Regions from separate parts of the Homo sapiens genome. Here region 1 is linked to region 2. Evidence: read pairs that join two places in POLR2A ChIA-PET (ENCODE). Cell type or tissue: MCF 10A. All regions are shown on one strand.

Region 1 (8,000 bases), 240 kb before region 2:
CTTTTTTTTCTCTTTTTGTAGCTTTTATTTTGAAATAATTTTAGACTTACAGATACAATGCAAAAATACTACAGAGGTTTTCTCTATACCATTCACCCAGCTTTCCCTAATGTTAGCATATTACACAAACCATAGTACAATTAGCATAGCCAAGAAATGAACATTGGTACAATGCTAGTAAATAAATTACAGGCCTTATTCAGCTCTTCCCAGTTTTCCCACTAATGTTCTTTTTCTATTTCAGGATCCAATTCTGGATCTCACATTACATTTAGCTTTTATGTCTCCTGTCTCCTAATCCCCTCCAATTTGGGACAATTCCTCAGTTCTTTCTTGTCCTTCATTACCTTGACACTTTCGAAGATTACTGGTCAGGGATTTTTTTTTTTTTTTTGGTTCATCTTGTTCTTACATGATTAGATTGAAGTTTCACATTTGTGGCAAGATTAGTAAAGATGTGCTATGCCTTCTCGCTGCAGCGTGTGAACAGGTACATGATGCCTATACATGTCATTACTGGTGATGTCAACCTTCATTATCTGGCCAACAGCATGTCCACCAGGCCTCTCCACTGAAGAGTTACCATTTCTCCCTCTGTAATTAATACGTATATTGGGAGAGATATTCCAAGACCATGGAGACATTCTGCTTTTCCTCAAATCCTCACACACTAATTTCAGCATCTGTTGACACATCCTGCTGCAATACTCACCACTGAGATCTTCTAATGTTGATTTCCTATATCCTTCACATTCATTAATTATAATCTCCTGTAAAGAAGAATGGCACCTTCACCCCGTTAATTTGTTTATGTGATTGTTTATTCACATCACGAAGGAATCATAAACATTAATTTTATTCAGTGGGCTCTGTTGCAATAATTTCATGATTTATTTTGTTGCTTCTATTGTCCCAGCTTTGGCCTTTGGGAGCTCTTCCAGGTTGGCTCCTGTGCTCTTTCAACATCAGATTTTATGAACACAATGTTACTTTCTGGCACCATAACATGCTCTAGGCTCATCTTTAATTTTTCCTGCCCCACCCATAGAATCAATCACTCTTCCAAGAAGCCCTCTGGTTCCTTTTACTGGGGAAGGCCCATCTGTTTCTGGGCTCCAAAGCCATAGGTCTGCATATCTTTGCCTGACAGGCCCTTAGATGCCAGATTCCATTATGTGTCCCCAACAGGCTTCATCCTTCCCAGGCTAAGGGAGGCCAGGGCTGCCACTTGTATGTCAGCCTCCACTCAGCCAAACTATTGCTCTCCTAGAAACCTGCAGCTGAGAGTTGGCAGAATAAGTTTTTCTAAGGTAACACTAGGGGATATCACTAAGTTGTGTTTGGAGAGGACTGGGTCAGAAAAAAATGAAATAAACTTGCTATTACTCACTGATTTCTAAGAAGTCAATTCTCAGGATAGAGATGAGGCCTTGGAAGGTAAAATCATTCAGGATTAGTAAAAGAAAATGCTGACTTCTTATTTTTTTTTTTTTTGAGACAGTTTTTGCTCTTGTCACCCAGGCTGGAGTGCAATGGCACGATTTCAGCTCACTGCAACTTCCACCCCCCGGGTTCAAGCAATTCTACTGCCTCAGCCTCCCGAGTAGCTGGGATTACAGGTGCCCACCACCATGTCTGGCTATTTTTTTTTTTTTTTTGGTATTTTTAGTAGAGATGAGACCATCTTGGCCAGGCTGATCTCAAACTCCTGACCTCAGGTGATCCACCCGGCCTCCCAAAGTGCTGGTATTACAGGCGTATGCCACCATGCCCAACCAGAAAATGCTGACTTCTAATTGTTTCACTCTGCTCTGTAGAATTCTGCTGAGTAGACCTTCTAGTAGGAATGTTTGAAACAAAGGCTGGAATTGTTACAAAGGTATGGATGAGACACTACAAGTTATATGCCTTGGTTATGAGATTAGTTGATCTTTATACCAGATAACATTAAGAAACAAAACTAAGGGCTGGCCATTATGTGCTTACTCTGTGTTAAATACCTTGATAAGTACAGTGTCCTCATTATCTCATGTGAACTTCAGGGCAACCTCGTGAGATAGTGACAGTACACTAACCTTATAGTAACATTTTATTTGATATTATTTAGAAGTTTTTAAGTTACCACTGATGCTCTAAGTCGGTCTATATCTGGGGAATTTCCTTTGTAGCTTATATTCTCAGCCAGTGTCAGGCAATGTATTCCTTTAAGTGTCTCAGGCCTTCCTCCTGAGTCCTTGGTGGCTGAGAGTCCTGGATCTGGAGGCATACCTCTTGAGATTAGATTTCAAGTGTGAAACACTTACTAACAATGTGACCTTGAGCAAATTATTTAACCTTCCTGTAAGATGAAGATGATGAGAATGGCCAAGTAATAGCCTCCACCTCAAAGGGTTGTTGCAGGGTTAAATTAGTTGGTCCATATACAGCTCTTGAAATGGGACCAGGCACCACGTGGACCTGCTCAGTGAGCGTTTGCCATTTTTATTGCTGTGGAGATGAGTGTTGCTAGGAGGCACCTGAGGCCTGGGTAGTTCCCACACTCCCTTCATGTCCTTTTCCCTCAGGTGCATCTCTGGACATGCTTTCTTCTACACGGGGGAGCGCTGTCAGGCCGTGCAGGTGCACGGCAGTGTCCTGGGCATGGTGATCGGAGGCACGGCTGGCGTGATCTTCTTGACCTTCTCCATCATCGCCATCCTTTCCCAAAGGCCAAGGAAGTGACCTGCCTGCTGGCATTGGCCAGACCACAGCAGCACCTCCTCCATGCAGGCCTTAACTTTCCCATGGTCAATGCAGTTTTTATCAGCCTTGCTTTGGATAGGACCTCCAAGGACTAAGGCCTCCAGCCCCATGTGTGACCCTTGTCATCTCTCTGCCCCACATAATTCTGTTACTTTGCTATGTGCTCCTAATGTATCTAGTGTGTCCTGTGACAACACTCATCACACTTCATTGTAAATCACTTGTTTTATTGACTGTCTTTCCTATAGACTGTAAGCTCCATGAGGGCAGGCACATGTTGTTCTCATTGACCGTGCTGGCCCCAGTGCCTAGATGCATGGCTGGCACATTGTTGGCACTCAACAATGGTTGAATGAATAAAACAATAAATGAATGAATAACTAAGATATAGAAACTCTCATTTATATTGCAGATTGAATATATATGATGAAATTCTTATGTTGAATATGTTAGAATCAAATACTCATTTTTCATTAGATACAGTAGTGTCATCACTCTTTTAAGATCTTGTTAAAGATTTCAAATAAAGGTACTTCTGGGCAGCCAGGCTGCACAGCATTTGCTTTCCTCTGAGATTCTAAGAGAAGGCCTTTAATAAATTTAATAAATATTGAGTTAGCACCTTCTTTGTATCTGGTATTGTATATAAGTGTGGGTGTGCATGTGTGTGTTGAAGGGTAGGGGTGTTCAAAAGCTCTTTCCCAGATCTTTTAAGTTTAATAGCATATTTTATAGCTATTTATGTACAACATTATCATATTAACAAACTGAAGGTATCAGAGAACTTTAAAGAAGTATTTTTAGATATGCTTTCTTTCCATAGTTCCTAAGGAGATAAACTCTAGCTGGGGCAAGGAAGTTCCAAGATAGAGCAAGTGAAAAAAAAAAAAAAGCTAAAGTTTCTATACCCAATCAGCAATAAGTCAGCTCAGGAAGTTTAATAAATGAAAAGATTTTAAGGATTCTGAGTGGTCCTTTAAGTCATAAGGTTTCCTAAGTAGAGACTTTATGACAATTTTGTAGAGTTAAAATGCACTGGAAACAAAATGAGAGATTAACAAGAGTTTCTTTAATGCAAAGTTATGGGAACAATTTGTAGCGAGTGAAAACAGCACCCCTGAGGGCAATAACTCTCAAACTTCAGGTGCATCTGTATCCCAGGGAGGACTGATTAAAACAGATTACAAGGCCCTACACCCAGAGTTTCTGGGTCAGTAGATCTAGGGTGGGATCTAAGAATGTGCATTCTTAAATGTGCCAGAATCTAACAAGATATAAGAATGTGCCAGAATCTAGTAGGTTTCCAGGCCATGCTGCTACTGCTACTGACTCCCCCACAACCTCCACCTCACAGACACCTTGAGAACCACTGCTCTAGTGGATAGAAAACAGGTCTGGAAGCCAAGCATCCTGGCTGCAGGCTTGGATTGCCCATCCAGCTAGCTGGGTAAATTTTAGTAAGAAATCATTTAAGCTCTTGATCTTAGTTTACTAACTTGTCAAATGGAAATAATAGCTGACTATCTCCTTCCACATGACTTTACCACTTACAGAGTAGCAGAGTAATACAATGGGATAATGAATATGAACCTATCTTAGAGTTTAATATGTATGAAAATATTACTATTCAATGTTCAGACTAGATAGGAAGCTATCCTGTCACCAGCCCAGTTGTATTATCTCCAAAGACCAGATTGGAAATGGATTTCAGCTTTGTTTCTCGCTGTGCTTCACAGTCCTGCAAACCCTCCACTAACCTCAGAGTTAGGCCTAAAGAAAGCCATGCCCTTAACACTCTGCTCAATATCTGACCTCAGAAGTGAACTCTAGGCTTTGTTGCTGCTGCTGCTGTTATTGTCCTTTTGTTTTATTAAAAGGAGCATGCTGTGGTCTGTCACACATGGAAAGGCCCCAAGCCCAAACCAATGACAACATTTCTTAAATACATGAGTTTCTCTCTGGAGGAAGCAGAAGCTAAAATTTCAAAGATAACCTAGTATTTTCATCTAGTACTCCAAATTAAAACTGCTAGGTCAAAATAATGATAAGGAGGTACCAGAATGAGGGTAAAGCATTTTGATATTTATTTCTCTCTAGATTCTCAACCAGCACCATGCCTACTATCTATGTTTATCACTTTTGATGATTAATGGAAACCTCTGTTGATTGATTAATGGAAACCTCTGTTGATTGATTAATGGTCTGGCTCACTGTAAATCTGACATGTTATTCAGCTTTTCTTTGAGCCCAAACCCTCAATAATTCCAGGAGGACTAGCAGATACTTTATTCTTTTAAGATGTTGGGATGGTGATGGCAGAGGGCATGTAGGGTGGGGAGTAGGTAGAAATTAAGCATTTCATAATCTCTAGGCAGTGTGGAATTCAGGATTTAGATGAGCAACATGAAAAATGTGGGAAATCCTCCCTGAATCTGAGTGTCTGACTTCTTTAATCTTACATAGTGGGAATAAGTCATAGTGGCTTGAAAATTTGAGAATGTCTCATGCTTCCCCCACCATATCCTCGATACATCCCCATCTGCATCCTTTCCTTCTGTGAACTGACCTGAGCCAATCTGGCCATTCACAAATGTCAGGTTCTTTCAGTAATATCTGGAGCCTCTGATAATTAGAAGTGGATGGGAACTCTAACCCCCTCTCTGATGATGTTGAAATGAATCAAGATTTAAACTAAATTCTGCTACACCTTCATATTTGTTAACCATTGTTGCGGGAAGTCAGGGACCTCGAATGGAGGGACCAGCTGGAGCCGCAGCAGAAGAACATAAATTGTGAATATTTCATGGACATTTATCAGTTCCCAAAATTAATACTATTATAATTTCTTATGCCCGTCTTTACTGCAATCTCTGAACATAAATTGTGAAGATTTCATGGATGTTTATCACTTCCCTAATAATACTCTTATAATTTCTTATGTCTGTCTTTACTTTAATTTCTTAATCCCATTATCTTTGTCAGCTGAGAATGTACATCACCTCAGGACCATTATTGTACAAATAGATTGTAAAACATGTGTGTTTGAACAATAAGAAAATCAGTGCACCTTGAAAAAGAACAGAATAACAGCGATTTTCAGGGAAAAAAGGAAGGTAACCATAAGGTCTGACTGCCTGTGGGGTCGGGCAGAATAGAGCCATATTTTAATTCTTGCAGAGAGCGTATAAATGGACATGCAAATAGGAGAGATATCGCTGAATTCTTTTCCCAGCAAGGAATACCTTGGGGGAAGGAATGCATTCCTGGGGGGAGGTCTATAAACGGCTGCTCTGGGAGTGTCTGTCTTATGCAGTTGAGATAAGGACTGAAATATGCCCTGGTCTCCTGCAGTACCCTCAGGCTTACTAGGATTGGGAAATTCCAGCCTGATAAATTTTGGTCAGACTGGTTCTCTGCTCTCAAACCCTGTTTTCTGTTAAGATGTTTATCAAGATAATACGTGCACAGTGGGACATAGACCCTCATCAGTAATTCTAATTTTGCCTTTGCCTTGTGATTTTTATTGCCCTTTGAAGCATGTGATCTTTGTGACCTGCTCCTTGTTTGTATACCCCCTCCCCTTTTAAAATCCCTAATAAAAACTTGCTGGTTTTGCAGCTTAGGGGACATAACGGACCTACTGATATGTGATGTTACCCCCAGAGGCCCAGCTGTAAAATTCCTCTTTGTACTCTTTCTCTTTATTTCTCAGACCAGCCAACACTTAGGGAAAATAGAACCTACGTTGAAATATTGGGGTCTAGTTCCCCTGATAAACCATCAAGCCCACAAATAGCCATCCAACCTGTTTTGTAGGTGTAGGGAAGTCTCTGCTCTGTCCTTTTAAGTGCTCCACCTCCAAGCCTCTTGGATTAAAGGTTCATTCTAGACACATACAGTCAAATAATCTGAAGGCCAAGATCTGTCAACTCTACCTTAGGGTTTCTGAACCTCAGCCCTGGTAATATTTTGAGGTGGGTATTCTTTTCTGTGAGGGCTGTTCTCTGCATTGTGATATGTTTAGTGGCATCCCTGGCCTCTACTTACTGGATGCTCATAGCACACTTCTTCAGTAGTGACAACCCCAAATCTCTAGGACATTGACAAATGTCCCCCTGAGGGGCAAAATCATTACTTATCAGGAATCACTGCTCTAGTTGGATCAGCCAATGAAACCTTGTATTAAGTGAGGGAAAACTAGGACCAAACAGAGTTCTAGTCTAAGGTTCTACCCCAAAAGTTAGTTCACTGGGCCTGCCAGAGTATTGTACCTATAGCTGTCTTGATAATTGTATTTAACCAATGCAAAAATTATTTTAAGCATCCTTTATACTAATAACAAACCCTCTGGTGTAGCTTGCTATAGAAATATTTAAAGTTTTGCAACAGATATTTTTCCAGTAGAGACTTTTGATAGGATCTTTCAAATACTAACTAACTGCTATTGGAGTGTGTGTTCCTTTTCAGAATACTTTGCATACTATTTAACCTCCCCCAGGGTGTGGATTTAGTCCCCCTGCAGGCTGTATACAGTGTATTTCCTATATGGAGGCATTCACAAGCAAATTACAGATGGATCTCACACCTTCCCTTCTTGAGCTCTGCCTTTCTCATGAATTATATCATCTGTTTTATGGCTTGATTAAATTTTAGAGATTCTGAAGTCCACCTCTTGTATTTGGGTAAACTGAGGCAATTCTGGAGAGGCTAAGTGCCTTAGGCAGGTCACAGAGCCACTTAATAGCAGAATCTATTATTCTTGTTTGACTACAGAAAACCTTAATAAGATTAGAGGTTTGGAAGGTGCTATAAAATGTAGGCTAATCTATATGGAACACTATGTAAAGTTCTTTTTTACTTGGTTTTCTTTATTAGGTATATCAGTTTTATGGATAATTAGTCACCTACTCAAATTTCTATATGCTTATAAATATGGTTAAAACATCTTTCTTATGTCAGTTTTAATATAAATATGTTTTTCAAAAGTCTCTAAGCAAAGAAAAGTTTGAAAAGATTTATAGTTATCCTGTAGCTGTGAGTGTCATTTAGCAAACTCTTGATAACTCTAATGAATGGGGGATGGGAGATAATGGAGTCAGGTGCCAGTGACCTCTAATGAGTACTGATGTGAAAAAATATGATAGGAAAGATTTGATATGGGTAGGGCAGCCCAACAGATGTGTGTGTGTGTGTATGTGTGTAAGAGTTGCAGCTAACAGTGATATCAGAGTAAAGACAAGACCCATCTCTCTTTGCCT
Region 2 (8,000 bases):
TATAAAAACACTAGTCCTTATCTGGGTACAGTATCTCATGCCTGTAATCCCAGCATTTTGGGAGGCCAAGACAGGAGAATTGTTTGAGGCAGGAGCTAGAGACATAGCTAGCAACATAGCAAGACCCCATCTCTACAAAAAATTTTTTAAAAAATAAGCCAGGTCAGGCGTGACAGCATGTATTCCTAGCTACCCTGGAGGCTGAGGCAGAAGGATCACTTGAACACGAGGTTGAGGCTGCAGTGAGCTATGGTCATACCACTGCACTCCAGCGTGCAGACTGAGAGTGAGATTCAGTCTCTTAAAAAAAAAAAAAAAAAAGACACTAGTCCTTATAGATAAGAGCCCACCCTAAAGACTCATTTTAATTTAATCACCTCTTTAAAAACCTTAATTCCAAATAAGTTTGTATTCTGAGGTACTAGGTGTTAGGATTTCAACACACAAATATTTGTGGGGGGCACAATTCAGCCCATGACAGACAGCAGGAAACACAGACTTCACCACTCAGTGGCAGGAGGGCCAACATCACATTGTAGGAAGAACATGTGGGATAAGATATATTGTGGGGACCTTTGGAAAATACAAACGATCTCAGGCACCAACATTTACTTCAGTGCCTTAGCTTTTCGTCTTTCATCTTTGATTAGAACAAACCTCAATAAAAGTAAAATGTTTTGCAAAGAAACATTGACTCAGTTCTCTATAGTTGTCACTTTCCAACCAGTTTGCTGTCTTCCTACACAGAAATTCTGAAGCCACTACTCTCTTCTGGGTAATGGAACTATGAGTGCTGTGTTATTTTTAATAATAGTATATTCTTATAGATAGATTGTATGTTACATAAAGTGCATATATTTGTAAAAAAAAAAAGTTATAAAAATAATGCATTGATGAAATGTGGCATTGGTAAAGTACTACTTAAACTCCCAACCAGAATCTAAATTGTAGCAAATTGAGACTGCCGTATTCACTGTGTTTCAGAAATAAAGTCCCCCTCATATTGGAAGATTGTTATCTTTAAAAAAAAATTTTATTGTTCTTTATCGGATTAGAACTTAATGCAGGTTTGGCAATCACTGTTGATTGGCTATACAATGTTCTCTATCTTTCCTAACACACTTTTTATGTTTTATTACAACATTTTTAAATTAAGAATACATTTTTAGAATTAAAAATTAACAAATCATAAAATTATACACAGTGAACAATCTTCTTTCCACCTTTGTCATTTGCTCAGTTTCCAATACTCTTTTTATTTTTTTTTTGAGATGGAGTCTCGCTCTATCACCCAGGCTGGAGTGCAATGGTGCAATCTAGGCTCACTGCAACCTCCACCTCCCGGGTTCAAGTGATTCTGTCACCTCAGCCTCCTGACTAGCTGGGATTACAGGCACCTGCCATCATGCCCAGCTAATTTTTTTGTATTTTTGTAGAGATTGGGTTTCACCATGTTGGCCAGGCTGGTCTCGAACTCCTACCTCAGGTGATCCGCCTGCCTCAGCCTCCCAAAGTCCTGGGATTACAGGCATGAGCCACTGTGCCCAGCCAGTTTCCAATACTCTTCTTAGTGTATCTTTCCAGAATTTTATTGCATTTCAAGAAAATGTTGTCCTCCTTTTTCACAAAATGTAGCTCATTTTACACATTCTTCTATACACTTTGCCTTTGTTGCTTTATATTTTAGAGATCTTTCCATATAAGTTCATAGATATGCATACATCTGTGACACATGTAAGCATAGCAGATTACCCTCCATAGAACTGGCCCAACAGAATGTATTGTCACTTTTGTATTTTTGCAAATCTGATTGGTGAAAAATGGTATCTTTGTGTAATTTAAATTTATATTTATCTTACTCTGAGTGATCATGAGCATTATTTTATACATTTAAGAGTTATTTGAATTTCCTATTTTATGAACTGTCTATTTTTTTAACTCATTTTTTATATTGGCTTACTGGTCTTGTAAAAATTTTAGTTCTACTATCCTTTTTTATATAGAGAAATTCGCCCTTTGTCAGAAATATGAGCTCTGGCTGGGCGCTGTGGCTCATCTCTGTAATCCTAGCACTTTGGGAGACCAAGGTGGGTGGATCACCTGAGGCCGGGAATTCAAGACCAGCCTGACCAACACGGAGAAACCCTGTCTCTACTAAAAATACAAAATTAGCCAGGCTTGGTGGCACATGCCTGTAATCCCAGCTACTTGGGAGGCTGAGGTAGGAGAATCACTTGAACCCAGGAGGCAGAGGTTGCGGTGAGCTGAGACCATGCCATTGCACTACAGCCTGGGCAACAAGAGTGAAATTCCGTCTCAAAAAAAAAAAAAAAAAGAAAAGAAAGAAAGAAAAAAGAAATAAGAGCTCCATTCTACTTCTAAACTTCAATTTTGTTAGGTATTAGACTAGTTAAAACATCCTGATGCACATGCTTACTATGAAAACCTTAGAAAACGGAAAAAGAAAAATAATCAGCATAATCCCATAAAACAGATCCAATTGTTGACCTAAGCAACCTTTTCTTGACCTATTTCTCTAAAGAGATGAGAGTTACAGAAAAAGGAAAGGAGGGAAACATTTACTGAGCATTTACTATATGAATTTTATTCACATAATCCCATTTATAATCCTTAGAACAGTTCTATCAGATAACTTATTTCCATTGCATAGCTAAGAAACTTGAAGTTCGGATAGGTTTAAAAAACTGGATCAATATCACACAGCTAGTATTCTGAAGAAATCTAGTTCTTAAGAACTGGAACTGGAGTTCCAACTGGGAACAGCCAGACCCTAAAATTCCTGTTTGTCCCATAGTTCTTGTTGCATTCCCAGCCCCTGTGTTTTAAGAGTAGGCTGTTACATGTTTGAAGATCCATAACAATTGAATAACAGAGTCTTTACACTAGTAAAAAAGCTCTGCTGTTAAAACCAAAACCAAACCAAAATCATAACCCAGCTGATAACAACCCTAGTGAAGAAGAAGAGAACTTCGTTGTTGTTTTGAATACCACTAGAATTCATTTACTCCTAGTCCTGGAACATTTCACAAGTCAGGAACTGTCACATTCATCAGGAAGTAGAGCCCAGCTGGCTGTGGCTGGCTCTTGGCCATGTGCAGACAACCCCTGGTCATTTGTCAATGTTCCCCAGGAGTGCCTGCTTCATGTTAAAATCCTGGCAGTGTGCCTCACTCCACTGTATAATTGCACTGGCCGCAGTAAGGCTGACTAAATCCTAACGATGCTTCTGCTAACTCCATGGGCCCTGCAGGCTGGAAGTGTCCAGAAACAGAACAGGGCACACCCAAAAGTGCAGTCCAAAGACTGGAGGCTCCTCTGGTTTTTTGACATGGGTAAACATTTCACTGTCAAATTGTCAACATGCAGTACTGGCAGAGCTTTCTTCTGAGCTAGAATAGAATCTTGAAACTGGAATGGACATCAATCATTCCCTAATACCGTGTTTACAAACTGTCCTCTGAGGACCCCTGAGATGGTGGAGGTTTCCATAAGAGACCACGTTGGGGGCATCCAGGAAAACTAAACAGGTGAGGGTCTTCATTTTACGCCCTGTTCTAGTCCATTCAGCTGCTATAACAAAATACCGTAAACTAAGTAGCGTATAAACAGAAATTTATTTCCCACAGTTCTGGAAACTGAGAAGTCCAAGATCAAGGCAAATTCTGTGTCTGGTAAGGGTGCTTTCTGGCTCACAGCATCTTCTTGCTGTGACCTCACATCAGGAAGAGGCAAGGGATCTTTCTTGGACTTCTTTTGTAAGGCACTAATGCCATTTATGAGGGTTCACCTCATGATCAAATCGCCACCAAATCCCGCCCACTGCTAATACTCGTCACATTGTGGATTAGGATTCAACACATGAATTTGGGGGAAACATGAGCATTCAGATCATAGCACACCTCAAGCTCAACCAGATCAGCACTACTTCTATCTATGGCTTCCACATAAGATTTATTTGGAAATGGCTCCCAGATAAAACAAGCATGAGAACCACTTCATTTTACTGGTGTAGAAACGGAGGCTCAGAAAGGGTGTGATATGGCCAGGTCACATGGGAAGTTAGGGGCAGGCCTAGGACTAGTAGCTGACTCCTCAGCCAAAGCTCTCTCCACTCTGTGGGCTCTGTTACAGTACTGAGTCCTCCAGTTTGCTGTGTTTCTTGCCCTTCTTCTTAGGAATCTGCAGCCAGCTATTCCTCAAGCCCTCAGCTGTGGATCAAATCACTCTGAATTCTCAAAAGCTCCTATATGATGCCAAGTTCTCAGTAAAACTGTTCTTGGCTTTTCCCAAGTCTTCCCCAATCACAGCACATCCTGCTCAGCCCCGCATCATGCTGAGCCTTATTGGAGCCTAAGGCAAAGGAAAAATACGTGGCCCTATAAGCACTTATCAAGATATCCTCCTACACTTTAAATCAAGTAAAAGCATTAATAAAACCTCTGCCATTAAAACCAAAACCAAAAATCTTGTCTATACACAAAGCATCTCATCATTACCAACCCTCCTCATATGCCCACACAGGAGGATGCAAGAGCAACGCAGATCCAGGAACCAAGTGCTGATGGGAAACAGCCTTCCCTGTCGCACAATAACCCAATGTCATAAGACAAACAAACAGCAACACCTTGTCTTTATGTAAAATTTTGGTATTTTGTTAATCACAGCTTTTTACAGGAATTTTGTAGTTTTTTTTTCCAGTATTACATTAAAATGTTTATTTTGATTGCTGTGTTTTTTTGGTGCTCCCTTAAATTTTACTCCTGTCTCCCCTGACCCTAATCCCTATGCTGCAGTCGGGCAGCTCCTCCCCACCACAGGGATTTCCAGACCCTTGTCTAGTCATTTATAGAACCCAAAGACACAATAGCCCATGAGTCAGCCAATATTTTGTCCCCCTTAAAAATTCTGGATCTGGCCAGGTGTGGTGGCTCACACCTGTAATCCCAGCCCTTTGGAAGGCTGAGGTAGGTGGATCACCTGAGGTCAGGAGTTCAAGACCAGCCTGACCAACATGGTGAAACCCTGTCTCTACTAAATATAAAATATTAGCCAGGCGTGGTGGTGCATGCCTGTAATCCCAGCTACTTGGGAGGCTGAGACGGGAGGATAGCTTGAACCCAGGAGGTGGAGGTTGCAGTGAGCCGAGATTGCACCATTTCACTCCAGCCTGGGCAACAAGAGCGAAACTGAGTCTCAAAAAAAAAAAAAAAAATTCTGGATCCACCTCATTATTTTCTTATTTATCTCAGCCCTCTTTTCCCCCACCCAGTTTCAAATAAGAAGTTCTTTCTCAAATTCTAATCCACTTTGGAAGGCAATGTGTTCTCTGTAGGTATTGAACCAGAACAAGGTAAGACCTTTTGGACTAAGTCAGACATGTAGATTCCAGAAAACCATGTGAAGGAGTTGCTGAGGTTTGGAGTTCTCAGTTTAATTTGTATTCCTAAAACTTCTTCAGTCCTTGCAATTCCTCATTTACACAAAAAATAATGTGGGATTTGGGGCTGGCCCAGTATGGACTTCTCAGGCACCTTCATGCCTCCACAGCTGTTGATTTTGAAATAGCCCATGCTGACTTGGAAACCGTATCTCAAGGGAGTATGTGAATAATCTGAGGGATTAATGGCAGACAGGTTAAGCAACTTCCCCTGCTTTGTGGCATGGCAATACAGGTGCAAAGACACCAGGTTGAAAGAGGGACAATAATGTTGTTTTGCTCTTTTCCTTCCTTCTACAATATCTTGGAAGTGTAGTCAGCAACCTTCTTACCCACTTGTTTACCCAAATTAGTCCAAAATACTGGTAGTGGCTGGTTGTGGCTGGAACCTCTCTCAGCCTTACCTTCTCTAAGTCCAGGGACAACCAGCTGCAGGAAGCGGGCTTCAAAGGAGAGAGCCAGGAGTTTCTTACACATTTCCGAGCCTTGAACTTCAGTGGCCCTGCCCTTTTATGTTTACATGCCCCTAGTCTTGCTCATATCCCTAAATCTGGGATGTCCCATTTGAATTCTATTGCTTTCCTTCTTGTTCTCATTAAGGCTGGAGGGGTCATTTCTCTAGGGAGCCTTTTTAGATGCTCACATCCGGATTTTGCTAATCCTTTCATTCTGTGATTATAAGCTGAGGCTTCTATTGAGTGGGCCTGAAAATCTGCAGTAGAAGCATATCTGGAAGGCCGTAATCAAGTAAAGTTAAGTTGATATTCCATTTTAATTTCTTTGTTGACTTTTTAGCCATATCTACTTGCATGTTATTTTTAGTGTTTGCTCTAGGAACTATAATATACATTCTTAACTTTTAACAACCAACGTAGAGTTAATATAATACAACTTCATGTCAAATATAACAAATTTGCATCATTTGTGCAATAGTTCTAATAGGTATTACATCTACATATATTATAAGCTTCATATTACAGTGTTGTAATTTGGGGGTATTTTTTTTTAGATGGAGTCTCGCTCTGTTGCCCAGGCTAAAGTGCAGTGGTGCAATCTCTGCTCACCACAACCTCCATCTCCTGAGTTCAAGCGGTTCTCCTGCCTCAGCCTCCCCAGTAGCTGGGACTACAGGCACATGCCACCATGCCTGGCTATGTGCCTCTTTTTAGTAGAGATGGGGTTTCGCTATGTTAGCCAGGCTGGCCTCAAACTCCTGACATCGTGATCCACCTGCCTTGGCCTCCCAAAGTGCTGAGATTATAGGTGTGAGCCACCGTGCCTGGACAATTTTGGGGTCTTTTTAATGCACAGAGGACATCTTTCTGTTTCTTCATACAACAATTAATTTGAGATTATATCCCAGGCATTGCAAAAAAATACGCTGTAGAAACTTTGACTTCTGTTATGTTCCTCTGAAACGTATTGATTTCATGCAGCCATAAAAAAGAATGAGTTCATGTCCTTTGCAGGGACATGGATAAAGCTGGAAGCCATCATTCTCACCAAACTAACACAGGAACAGAAAACCAAACACCGCATGTTCTCACTCATAAGTGGGAGTTGAACAATGAGAACACATGGACACAGGGAGGGGAACATCATACACCGGGGCCTGTCAGAGGATGGGGAGCAAGGGGAGGGAGAGCATTAAGAAAATTACCTAATGTATGTGAGGCTTAAAACCTAGATGATGGGTTGATAGGTGCAGCAAACCACCATGGCACATGTATACCTATGTAACAAACCTACATGTTCTGTACATGTATCCCAGAACTTAAGGTAAAATAAAAAAAAAAAATTCTGCACATGTCCCCTAAACCTGAAATAAAAGGCTTTAAAAAGAAAAAAAAAGATATTGATTTCACAAGACAAGGATGCCTTCTCTCACCACTCCTATTCAACATAGTATTCGAAGTTCTGGCCAGGGCAATCAGGCAAAAGAAAACAATAAAGGGTACTCAAATAGGAAGACAGGAAGTTAAATTGTCTCTGTTTGCAGATGACATGATTGTATATTTAGAAAACCCCATCCTCTCTGCCTAAAATCTCCTTAAGCTGATAAGCAACTTCAGCAAAGTCTCAGGATACAAAGTCAATGTGCAAAAATCATTCCTATACACCAATAGCAGACAAACAGAGAGGCAAATGGTGAGTGAACGCCTACTCACAATTGCTACTAAGAGAATAAAATACCTAGGAATACACCTTACAAGGGATGTGAAGGACCTCTTCAAGGAGAACTACAAACCACTGCCCAAGGAAATAAGAGAGGACACAAACAAATGGAAAAACATTCCATGATTATGGATAGGAAGAATCAGTATTGTGAAAACGGCCTTAGTGCCCAAAGTAATTTATAGATTCAATGCTATCCCCATCAAGCTACCACTGACTTCCTTCACAGAATTGGAAAAAACTACTTTAAACTTCATATAGAACCAAAAAAGAGCCCACATAGCCAAGACAATCCTGGGCAAGAAGAACAAAGCTGGAGGCATCATGCTACCTGACTTCAAACTGTACTACAAGGCTACAGTAGCCA

What was found. ChIA-PET counts read pairs that join two places held together with the same protein. Peaks named below come from ENCODE experiments on the same cell type or tissue, not always from the same donor. Only the 100,000 strongest peaks of a DNase experiment are listed, where the experiment ranks them.
Region 1: POLR2A ChIA-PET joins it to region 2 with 5 read pairs; 3 of 35 experiments call an interaction of 5 or more read pairs at or near these places.

Annotation. Positions count from the first base shown.
Region 1 is chr6:46,836,416-46,844,415 of GRCh38, forward strand. MEP1A (meprin A subunit alpha) reads left to right here. Exons shown (of 14, transcript NM_005588.3): 14 at 2,565-3,363. The coding sequence ends at 2,721. Among named protein-coding and RNA genes, the nearest start is that of MEP1A, 47 kb to the left of the region's middle. In MCF 10A, no CTCF peak of the experiment used is centred here; no DNase peak of the experiment used is centred here.
Region 2 is chr6:47,080,626-47,088,625 of GRCh38, forward strand. No RefSeq gene overlaps it. Among named protein-coding and RNA genes, the nearest start is that of ADGRF1, 42 kb to the left of the region's middle. RefSeq lists a silencer at 4,174-4,374. In MCF 10A, no CTCF peak of the experiment used is centred here; a DNase peak (open chromatin) is centred at 3,136.